Regions from separate parts of the Homo sapiens genome. Here region 1 is linked to region 2. A link is an interaction called in ENCODE POLR2A ChIA-PET data of the cell type or tissue named here. Cell type or tissue: GM12878. All regions are shown on one strand. Links, peaks and the distances in the headings refer to the core of each region. The heading gives the core; the rest is flanking DNA.

Region 1 (5,384 bases), core at 154-5,153, 500 kb before region 2:
TATTGCCTTGGGTATCACTGGAATTTTCCTACATAGCTTTGTTCACATGAAAAATTAAAGTTTACTGCATAGTGCTTGCTTAATAATTTGTTCAGCAAGCAATATGCAATAAACTTTAACTTTTCATGTGAGTATAGACTGTCTCCCTCTCTTCGAGTTCACTTTGAGTAGTAGACTTTTGTAATCTCAATGGTGCCTCATCCATAGTAGTTGTTTATAAGGCATTTGTTGGAAAGCGACTGATTATACTTGGGAGTATTTGTAGTCACCTGAAAATAGTGAGAAGCCACAGCTGGAAAAAAAAAATTAGAAGTCTAGGGAAGAAAGAGTGTGGTGAGGGAGGTTAATGGCCCCCAGCTCACCTAAGAGAACCTAAAGAATAAAAACTGAAAGGACATCTTCAGATTGCATCTGAAGGAAGTCACTGGAATTCACAGCCAAAGCATTTCTGATGAAGTTCTAAGAATGAAAACCCAGAGAGTCACTGAGGGAGTAGGAGTTGAAGGGAAGTTTAAGGAGCAAAACCACAAATGGAAATAAAGGGCAGGGAAGCAGGGAAATAACAACAACCAACAAGAAAAGTTCCTGTGAAGCAAGTACTCTTCACCCAGTACCTTTCAATAATCTTTCATTAACATGATCTTCTGTGCTCAGACATGTCTGTTTATGGATAATATTAAGCATGTAGTAGATGGTGCTCTATCAGAATTAAAAAAAAATTGAAGGCTGGATGCGGTGGCTCATACCTATAATCCCAGCACTTTGGAAGGCCAAGGCAGGTGGATCACTTGAGGTCAGGAGTTTGAGACTAGCCTGGCCAACATGGTGAAACCCTGTCTCTACTAAAAATACAAAAATGAGCCGGGCATGGTGGTGGGTAGTCCCAGGTACTCAGGAGGTTGAGGCCAGAGAATTGCAGAGGTTGCAGTGAGCCAAGATCGTGCCACTGCACTCCAGCCTTGGCAACTGAGCAAGACTCCATCTCAAAAAGAAAAAAAAAAAAAAAAAAAAGCAAAAAACTAACCAACCAACCGAACAAACCAAAAAACACATTGAAGAAACCTTTAGGAAAACCGGCATGATCTCTGATGTCCAGCTGCCTGTCACTTGCCAGGTATTTAAGGAGTGAAATGAGCAATGATGTTTCATCCAGATGCTTAAACATGCTTATCCCAGCCCAGAAGTGTGGCTGAGGGGCTAAAACCCATGCACCACTCTTGACCCATCAACAAGGTTCAGCAAGTATTTACTGAGTCTCTATTATGTGCCAGTGAGAAAACAAAAATCCAGCTCATAGAGACTGCAGTATAGTGAGGGTGTCAAAGATAAAGCTGGAAACTAAAGTGGCAAGGAGAGATTTTAATGAGTGATAGACTATTGCTATAGAGAACTATTCAGTGTGAACTGAACAACTTCAATTTGTACAGAAGTGACTGTGCATTTTAAAGAGAGAATGAAGGAGTATAGAGGGAGGTGAACAGAGGTTCAGTAAATTCACGGAAGTGAAAATATCATACAAACCAGGAAGAGGGGAGTTGGTGCATGTAAACCCAGCTGGGTTTGTTAACTGGTGCTTATGGAAGTCAGGCTCCCACCCTCCCACAGAGGCTGGAGACAGGAGCCCCATCTTCAGATGTTAGATGAACAAACAGTAAATTATTTTGACAGTTTTGAGTTTTCTCAGACAGGCACTTTAAGGTGAGTTAAGGTCATTCTAGAGATGCAGGCCTTGAGCTGTTAGAAACTGTATTCATGTTTTATTCGAGTCTCTATAGGCTGAGGTTGAGGCCTAGTTGAGAAGAGGGCTCAGGGGAGCTGACTAGAGTTTGATCAAGAAAAGAGTCTTGCTGGGAGACAGAGACAATACACAAACTAAATAAACAATATTAGATGGTGATTACAAAGCAGAGGAAGGGTATAGGTCGTGCCGGGGTGAAGGTGTGCAGATTGCAACCTTAAGTATGGCAACCAAGGCAGGCCCCACTGAGAAGGTGGCATTTGAAGAAAGGCCTGAGAGAAGTTAAGGGGTGATCCTTCCAGGCAGAGAGAAGAGCAAGGGCAAAGGCCCCAAGGAACAGAAAAGAATCCCGGGTTGGGCCCCTGTAGACCACCGCAATGACGTTGACATTTTCTCTGAGTGAGACTGGGGATCCAGTGGCGGGGGCGCTGGGCAGAGGGGCATCATGTTTTTTGATACAAATGTAGAAAGCAAAGTTTGGGAGATAACTATTTCATTCATATCAATATCAACTTAGGAGTGAATCCACAGTATGCAGGGCTATGGTGTCTGCTTCTTCTCAGGAAGGGACAGTAACTAGCCAATTGATGGAGATTTTAACATTACGTGGAAGTAGCTAAACTAATTGAAGACATTTAAAAATGTCTTTACCTCCAACAATTTGCTGTTAAAAAATTATTCGATGACACTTGTTCAAGCACGGTAAGGCAGGTTTTATTTAGGACCATTGCAATAGGTATAGGGACCACTGCTATCGATTTTGTAGTCGGGGAGTGGGATTGGGCTCAACTCTGAATGTAACAGGGAAAATAACTTATAGCCAAGGAGCAGTGTATCTTGCTCCTTGGCTATAAATTACAAGTGGGTGTCAGTGGATGGAAAATTACTAAAAGGAAACGTCAGCGTTAGAGCAGTCTTGCTGAAGACAGGACAGGATGATCAGCCCTCACCTGAGGAAAGGTGAAGGGCTAAGGAACTCGATTGAGGGTGGGAGTTCTCGGTAAACCAATTTAGCAGGGCTTTTGTTAAAACTGTATTTTACGAGGAAGTGCCCAGATGGGCCTAGAAGATCCAGGAGCCTGACTAAAGCTTGGTCACTCAAATAATCTTTGTCACTGCCAGTCTAAGAGGTCAAAAGTGTAATTTTGTCTTTCCCTGATTACTATTGAACCTAGGAAATATTTTATATTATTAGCCATTTGCATTTTCTTTCTCTGTGGTCTTCCCAGTACATATCCTTTGCCCTTTGTTCCTGTTGCATTATTTTCTTAACTCTTGGTGTGTTGAGTTGATAAATAATCCTTTGTGGTATATACATTGGAAGTATTTTTCTGCTATTTGGTTTTCTTTCATTTTGTTCTTAGGACGTTTTGTTACTCAGGAACAAATCCAGTTTTGATGTGTGAAGGTGTGTGTTTCCATACACATACGGAGGATTTACAAATATGCTGTAGATGTCTGTATTTGCTTTGAAATGCCCTTCAATAAAAACCATCCCAGCTTCTGTGATTCTTATCTTCCCTTTTTAGTGTGGGAGGCTTCCTGCTTTGCTTTGTCTGCACATTTACGTCGAGCCTGCCGAGCTTAATTTTAACCTGGGGAAAAATACAGAAGAGAAGCTATTTTCAGTCAGGTCATATTACTGAGAACACCTGTGAAATTCAGGATATTTTCTTGGGGGTAAGTTAAAATGTAGGACGCCACCTTGCCTGAAGCACATTTCTATTGTGGTTGCTGTACAAATTGGGAGGTGTTACTTGGAGCCAAAAACCTTATCACTTTCACACCAGCACTGCTTCTAAGTTGCATGCCTCCAACCCTCAATCCTTGGTATTAATTCTGAAACAACTAGTATAACCATCTGTTGAAAAGTTCTGTGGGAAAAAAAGGGGTCTTTGTGGCCTGTGTTATTCACTTCCCTGATGATCAACACAGAAATATTTTACATTTTGGTTATCAGTCTATTTTTTCCTGCTTTTCCTCTTGCTCCAGTTTGCCTTCCTAAATGTCTGGCCATAGGCAAATAAAATATACCCCCACCCTAGATGATTATGGTGTCAAAATTCCCTTAATCACACAGTAGCCCCAGCCAGCTGTTTGAGTAATATTTTTCCTACCTCATCGTGTGAATTGTCTTATTGTTTTGGTGAAATGTTGACGCTACCACCTACTCTCATCCTCCCACCTCCATTTGCAGATAAAATCTAATTATCACCTCAGGATGGTTTCTTGACATACAATATAATCACCACCGACACAAAAGAATTTAGGGCACTATGACATTTAGCTTTTTTTTTTTTTTTAAAGACTGTTGTTCAAAAAAATGATCCTTTTAAATTTGCTATTTCACAATTAATTTTTTTAAAAAGAAACAGAAAAAAAACAAAAAGAAAAGAGACCAAACCTTTTACTCTTAGTAATTAATCTATTTGTAGTGTTACATTGAAGGTAGTAGCAGAAGGGACAGTGAAAACTCATGATGGTTAAGAAATTAACAAAGGAGCATGCTTTTAGGACTTCAGGCAGGGATCATTACTAAAGTCCCTAGCTTTGATTAGAATTTTGTGATACCAGCTACTGTATAATTCGGCCCCAGTTCATTTCAGACTTTCTTCCTTAAATTCATTTATTTATTTCAGGACATTAAGGTATGGACTTTAGGTGTGGGGCATCTCCAATGCTCCTGCGTGCCAGGCACAAGGCGTGGGCCAGGAGAGTGAATATCTGGTGGAGGGAGGTGAGGAATACAGGAAGTAGTGCATTTTACTAAATGGAGAAAACATTGAAGGCAGCCAGCTTGATAGAATCATCAAAAATAAAAATTGAGGCATATAACAAAACCAGAAAGTACATTCATAACTCCGTATGTCAAACTAGAGAGAGGAAAGTGAAAAAGATGAGAAAAAATATTTTGAGAAAAGTTGACTAGCTCCTCTGCAGTGACAGCATTCAAAAAATCAATCTAAACGCAGCCCTAGAGCAGCAATTCAGCTTCCCAGCTTGGAGGACTCTAGGTTTGAAGCTTTCAGCTGCTATCAGATTTGAACCTCTCAGCTCACAGGGTGCTAACTAGAGGAGAAGGAAGACGTACATCACCACAGGACCACAGCGACGCATCACCATGGAATTTTCAGACTCAACGCACTGGCCACACCATGGGGTCCAATTGCTGCCATTTAGAAAAGCATGCTTTTAAAGTGTGTCATTTAAGAGTAAGTATTCTTTTTTAAAAATATGGGCCAGGAACTAATAAAAATGATGCACAAAGACGTGAGAAGATATGCTGCCTGTCTGTCCTCCTCCCTCAGAGAGACCACATTTCCTTTTGAAACAAAAATGAGGCCAGAAAGAAAGGGCCTCCCTCCCTAACCCCAGCCTCAGTTAGAGAGGGCCACAGGAGCTCGCCTACCATCTCTCTCCAAAATATGTTCTCCATGTGGTTCGGCAAGAGGATTCACTTGGTTTGACAAACTTTTCCCTTTGAAGAGTAAACACTTCCTGAAGGGTTAAAGGCCAGGTAATGGCCATTCACATTATTTTGCAAGTAAGTTACTTTAATCATCATCATCACTAGTATTGCAGAGAAGTTTAAAAGGATTCTCATCTCTCAACCATATTTCATCCTCATAACCTTTTGAATCCAGTG
Region 2 (5,384 bases), core at 166-5,165:
AACAAAAATGTAAAAAATTGAACTACTCCTTGTTTCAACATTTAAGCCATTTAATTCTTTCTTGGTATCATGAACTGAGAAGACTGAAGGGGGTCACAGAAAAAAATTATACTCACAATACTATATTTTTTCAGGTTAGCACCAATACTTGTAAATGCTTTGATAAACAAGGATGAAATTATTTATTTTAACTGATGCTCAACCATATTGGGTCATCCTTATCAGCTACAACCACACATTGCCAAAATCAATCAATCAATCATTTTTTTTGAAATGGTCTCACTCTGTCGCCCAGGCTGGAGTGCAGTGGCGCAATTTTGGCTTACTGCAACCTCTGCCTCCCGGGTTCAAGCAATTCTCCTGCCTCAGTCTCCTGAGTACCTGGGATTACAGGCATGCACCATCATGCCGAGCTAATTTTTGTATTTTTAGTGGAGACAGGGTTTCACCATGTTAGCCAGGCTGGTCTGAAACTCCTGACCTCAGGTGATCAGCCACGATGGCCTCCCAAATTGCTGGTGTTACAGGCGTGAGCCACCACACCCGGCCTAATTAGTCATTAATTCTTGAGTAGTTCATTCAAGTATAACATCTTGCTACCACCTATGAGGGATACAAAAGGTCCCAGTGCTTGCCATCTTAACATGATTTATCATGAAACTATTCAATAACTGTGCAAAATACTATTTGATTAAATATGATGGACAGTACAGACAATAAGTCCCTACAGGACTTATTTGGATAAAAAGGAAAATACTACCTTCATAAAGAAACTTACCACCTAAAAGTTTAGGCTTCGGGGATGGCAAATACATGGAAAATGATCAGCTGTCTTCCTCATCCTCTAGTAACTATGTCAGGCCAGTTACTGATCACGGTATTCTTGCCCAGTGAACATAGTTATAACCTCGAGATCCTTATCAGCACATCCTTCTAGGCAGCTACAATAAAATATGATGAAACTTATTTGTCATCTCTGGGCTCAGCCTCTTTAAGAAGCTGCAGGAAAGTCTTTGATTATATTAATTATCACATGAATCCTGTCAAAGTACATACCAAGAAGAACACCATCAACTTCAAAATCCATCAGGAAAGGGATATTCATTTCTCTATATGGTCTAACAAATGATACTATTTAACTCTAGGTCTTAACTTACTTATGTCAAATGACAATTGTACCTATAAATCCAATAAAGTGCTTTATAATTATAAAGTCTCATTCTATAACATACCACATGCATGAAATTATAAAATATATGCTCACTTAACAAACAATACAAAAGTATATAAAGTAAAAACTGAAAGTTTACCAGCCCCTACAACAGTCCATTCTTCAGAGTTAGCCAAGATTAAGTTTAGTATACATCTTTCCAAACTTACTTTTTACTTATGCAAGAAAAACAATGTGTGTGTCGTATGTTTATTGCAGCACAATTTACAATAGCAAAGACATAGAACCAACCCAAATGACCATTAATGATGGACTGGATAAAGAAAATGTGGTACATATATACCATAGAATACTATGCAGCCATAAAAAGGAATGATATCATGTCCCTTGCAGGGGCATGGATGAAGCTGGAAGCCATTATCCTCAGCAAACTAACACAGGAGCAGAAAACCAAAAACTGCACGTTCTCACTTGTAAGTGGGAGCTGAACAATAAGAACACATGGACAGAGAGAGGGCAACAACACACACTGTGGCCTGTCAGGGGTCGGAGGCGAGGGGAGGGAGAGCATTAAGACAAATACCTAATGCATGCAGGGCTTAAAACCTAGATGACGGGTTGATAGTGCAGCAAACCATGGCACACATATACCTATGTAACAAACCTGCACGTTGTACCCATGTATCCCGGAGCATAAAAGAAAAAGAAAAACTAAAAAAGAGTGTGTGTGTGTGTGTGTGTGTGTGTGTGTGTGTGTGTGTGTGTGTTCATGTGTAAGGTGTACTAGAGCTATTTTCCTTACAAAAGTATTTCTAGCAAAATTATTTCTTTCCTAAACTTTAAATTTGTAAAGGAAATGCAACATATAAATAATAGAAATTTAATGCCATTTTATTCTGTACTTAACACAGGTCAGTGTTTGGACATGTACAAATTAAAACACGAGGAAAATGCATTAACCCAGCACCTTTTCAACATGAATTGTCATAATAAAGGATTCCATCCAAGTGTTATTGAAGCTCAAAAAAATAGAACTTTCTATTGAAAAACACCCTTTACATATAGTAGTGCCATATATTTTGAAAAAGAAATGTCTAATGAGCACGGAGAGGCATATCCACAGATATTCATATCCACAGATATTCATGAAAACACACTTACCCAGAAACACAGTGTGTTCGACAGAGAAGAAAGCTTACCGAGTGCTTAGTTCAACACTTTCATTTTACATATAAGGAAGCAGACTCAAAGGTCACAAAGCCAAGAACAGAAGCAGCACCAGAACCACAACCCACCATGACTTGCTGTGCTTGTTATACAAAACCACACTGGCATTCTTTAACATGATGAATTTTATTATACAGATGAGGCTTATGGTTTAAATGGAGGTTCTTATCTGTGTTAAATTGCTTTTGTCCCCAAATCTAGCTTCTTGTTGCCCTGGGTGCCTCTATCGTAGGACCCCCAACTACCCTCAAGCCTGTGATTCTTTCTCCTCCCTCCAGTCTCATCTCAACAGTCTCTTCCATTGATGGCCCTTGTGCTGGTCCATCTCTGCTCTGCCCCAACCCTGACCTTCACTTTCATCCTTAGCAAAGTTTTGGGTCTTAGTGAAGGGAAACATGTATGTGCTCATCTCCAGATCTGGAGCCACAGTTGTCAGAGATATAAATCATAACTACAGGTGCCTTTAGGAAAGTGAAAGCTACATTTACATTATTAACGATAACAAGTCCTGGAAGAAAGAACCTCATCCCCATGAACGATACACAGCCACTGTCTTTCTTTGGGTACTACATTCACACACACAGAGAGATTCATGTTCCACCTACATGACAGCCCTGTGATTTGGGCTAAAATTTAACCTTCAAAAGCTCATAAAATAGTAGTGCTCTTACTTTTGAAAGCAGATCCACCCTTTTCATAATGATATATCAGAAGTTCAACATATAAGACAGAAGTACCACAGAGAAGTTCAACATGGTAAAAGATGACTCACTTTTCTTTCCCCTCATCCCTTTCTCCATCCCACCCCCACCTCTGAAGAAATCTAGACCTCCAAGGGATCAGTTTGAGAACCGCTGCTTTATATCTTTTAACACATTCGCTTTTTTAAAAAAGCCTATTTTTCAAAGCTGTTTTATGTTCACAGCAAAATTGAGGAGGAAAGAGACATCTTACATGTCCCATCCCCCACACACGCACAGCCTCCCCTATTACCGGCATCCCCACCAGGATGGCGCATTTGTTCCAACTGTTCAATCCACACTGACACACCATTATCACCCAGCGTCCATGGTTCACATTCGGGCTCACCTTGACGTTATACATTCTATGTGTTTGGACAAATTTATAACAGCATATATCTACTAATATAGTGCCATACAGAGTAGTGTCACTGCTCTAAACAAAACTCCTCTGTGCTCCGTCTATTTAACCCTCTTTCACCCCTAGCCCTTGACAGCCACTGATCTTTTTATTGCCTCCATAGTTCTGCCTTCTCTAGAATGTCATACAGTAGGTAGCCCTTTCAGGTTGGCTTCTTTCACTTAGTAATATGCATTTAAGATTCCTCCATGTCCTTTCATGGCTTGATAGCTCTTTGTTTTTGTTTTTGTTTTTTTAAATTTAGACAGGTTATCGCTGCTGCCCAGGCCAGAGTGCAGTGGCACAATCACTACTCACTGTAGCCATGACCTCTTGGGCTCAAGTAATCCTCCCACATTAGCCTCTCAGGTAGGTGGGATTACAGGTGTGTGCCACCATGCTAAGCTAATTTTTTTTAATTTTATTTATGCTGCCCAGGTGTTGCCCAGGCTGCTCTCAAACTCCCAGGCTCAAGCAATCCTCCTGCCTCAGCCTCCCAAAGTGCTGAGCCACTATGCCTGACTCTCATTTCTTTTTAGTGCTAAATAATGTCCCATTGGCTGGATGAACCACAGTTTGTTAATCCATTCACCTACTGAAGGATATATTGGTTGCTTTCAAGTTTTGGAAATTATGAATAAAGCTGCTGTTAACATCCTCATACTGGTCTTGGTGTAGACTTCAGTTTTCAACTCCTTTGGGTAAATACCAAGTAGTGCAATCACTGGATTATATGGTTAAGAGTATGTATAGTTTTATAAAAAACTGCCAAAGTTCCTTGCAAAGACACATTCACTTTTACTAAAGAGAAGACCTATATAAAGACAAGGCACATGGTACTTTGCACATTGCAAATCGTTAATAACCAGCAGTATTCTATTTATCCTTGCTTGATAGAAATGTAATGCTTTTACTTCTCCTAAACAAGTTGTTTATAAATATGTTGCTCTGTATTGAATAATATATTAAAAATCACCTTTCTTCTCACCAGAGGCACCCTACATGTATACCTGGCCAAGGGCTGGCCCATCAGTGGCAGGAGGAAGCATGTGCCAGCACCCGTGCCACTGTGGCATGCTGCATACTGCATACAGTGCTCCAGAGAATCGTACCCTTCCCTGCACTGGTGCCATTTCCCAATGTACTCGAAAGATTCCAAACCCACAAGCTGATAAAAGATGCTACATTCCCTTCAATCTTTCTCTGAAAATGCCACACCCATTAGCTTCATCAGCTCATGTCTCTAGCTCCTCTCCCTAAAAGCCCAGTCTAAGTAGCTGTGCCCGAAGAGAAAAGGTTGTTGGAGAAAGTGGCAAATGCCATCCCATGCCTTCCACACCACCACGCCTCACCATTTTTTTTTTTTTTTTTTTTACCTCTACATGCTTCCTCTCTTCTTTCAGCCCAAAGCCCTCAGGTTCATGGACTCATGCAAATTAATGTCTGAAGGAACTTATTATTACTATTGCAGTTTTAACTTTAGCCAGATCTCAAACCAAGATTAGGCTGAGCCAATGAATACTTGACCATCTCTAATAAGATTGACTCCAAATTTATACACCTATACTAAAGCTAAAATTGGTGTCATTTCCAAAATATCATTTGTGCTAGGCCATCTTTGCATCACTATACAGGAATAACTGAGACTGGTTAATTTACAAAGAAAAGAGGTTTAATTGGCTTATGTTTCTGTAGGCTGTACAAGAAGCATGGTGCTGACATATGCTCAGCTTCTGGTGAGGGCTCAAGGAGCTCTTACTCATGGCAGAAGGTGACAGGGACCCAGCATGTCACATGATGAGAGTAAGAGCAAGGTGAGGGAGTTGCCACAGCATCACACACTTTT

The links. ChIA-PET counts read pairs that join two places held together with the same protein. Peaks named below come from ENCODE experiments on the same cell type or tissue, not always from the same donor. Only the 100,000 strongest peaks of a DNase experiment are listed, where the experiment ranks them.
Region 1: POLR2A ChIA-PET joins it to region 2 with 5 read pairs; 3 of 35 experiments call an interaction of 5 or more read pairs at or near these places.

What each region holds. Positions count from the first base shown.
Region 1 is chr6:143,551,898-143,557,281 of GRCh38, forward strand. It overlaps PHACTR2-AS1 (PHACTR2 antisense RNA 1), which reads right to left. Exons shown (of 3, transcript NR_027113.2): 3 at 2,218-3,333. It also overlaps a transcript of PHACTR2 not described here. Among named protein-coding and RNA genes, the nearest start is that of PHACTR2-AS1, 15 kb to the right of the region's middle. In GM12878, for the core only: no CTCF peak of the experiment used is centred there; no DNase peak of the experiment used is centred there.
Region 2 is chr6:144,052,885-144,058,268 of GRCh38, forward strand. It overlaps a transcript of PLAGL1 not described here. Among named protein-coding and RNA genes, the nearest start is that of SF3B5, 40 kb to the right of the region's middle. RefSeq lists an enhancer at 2,276-2,385. In GM12878, for the core only: no CTCF peak of the experiment used is centred there; a DNase peak (open chromatin) is centred at 2,448; H3K4me3 peaks cover 984 bases; H3K27ac peaks cover 1,360 bases.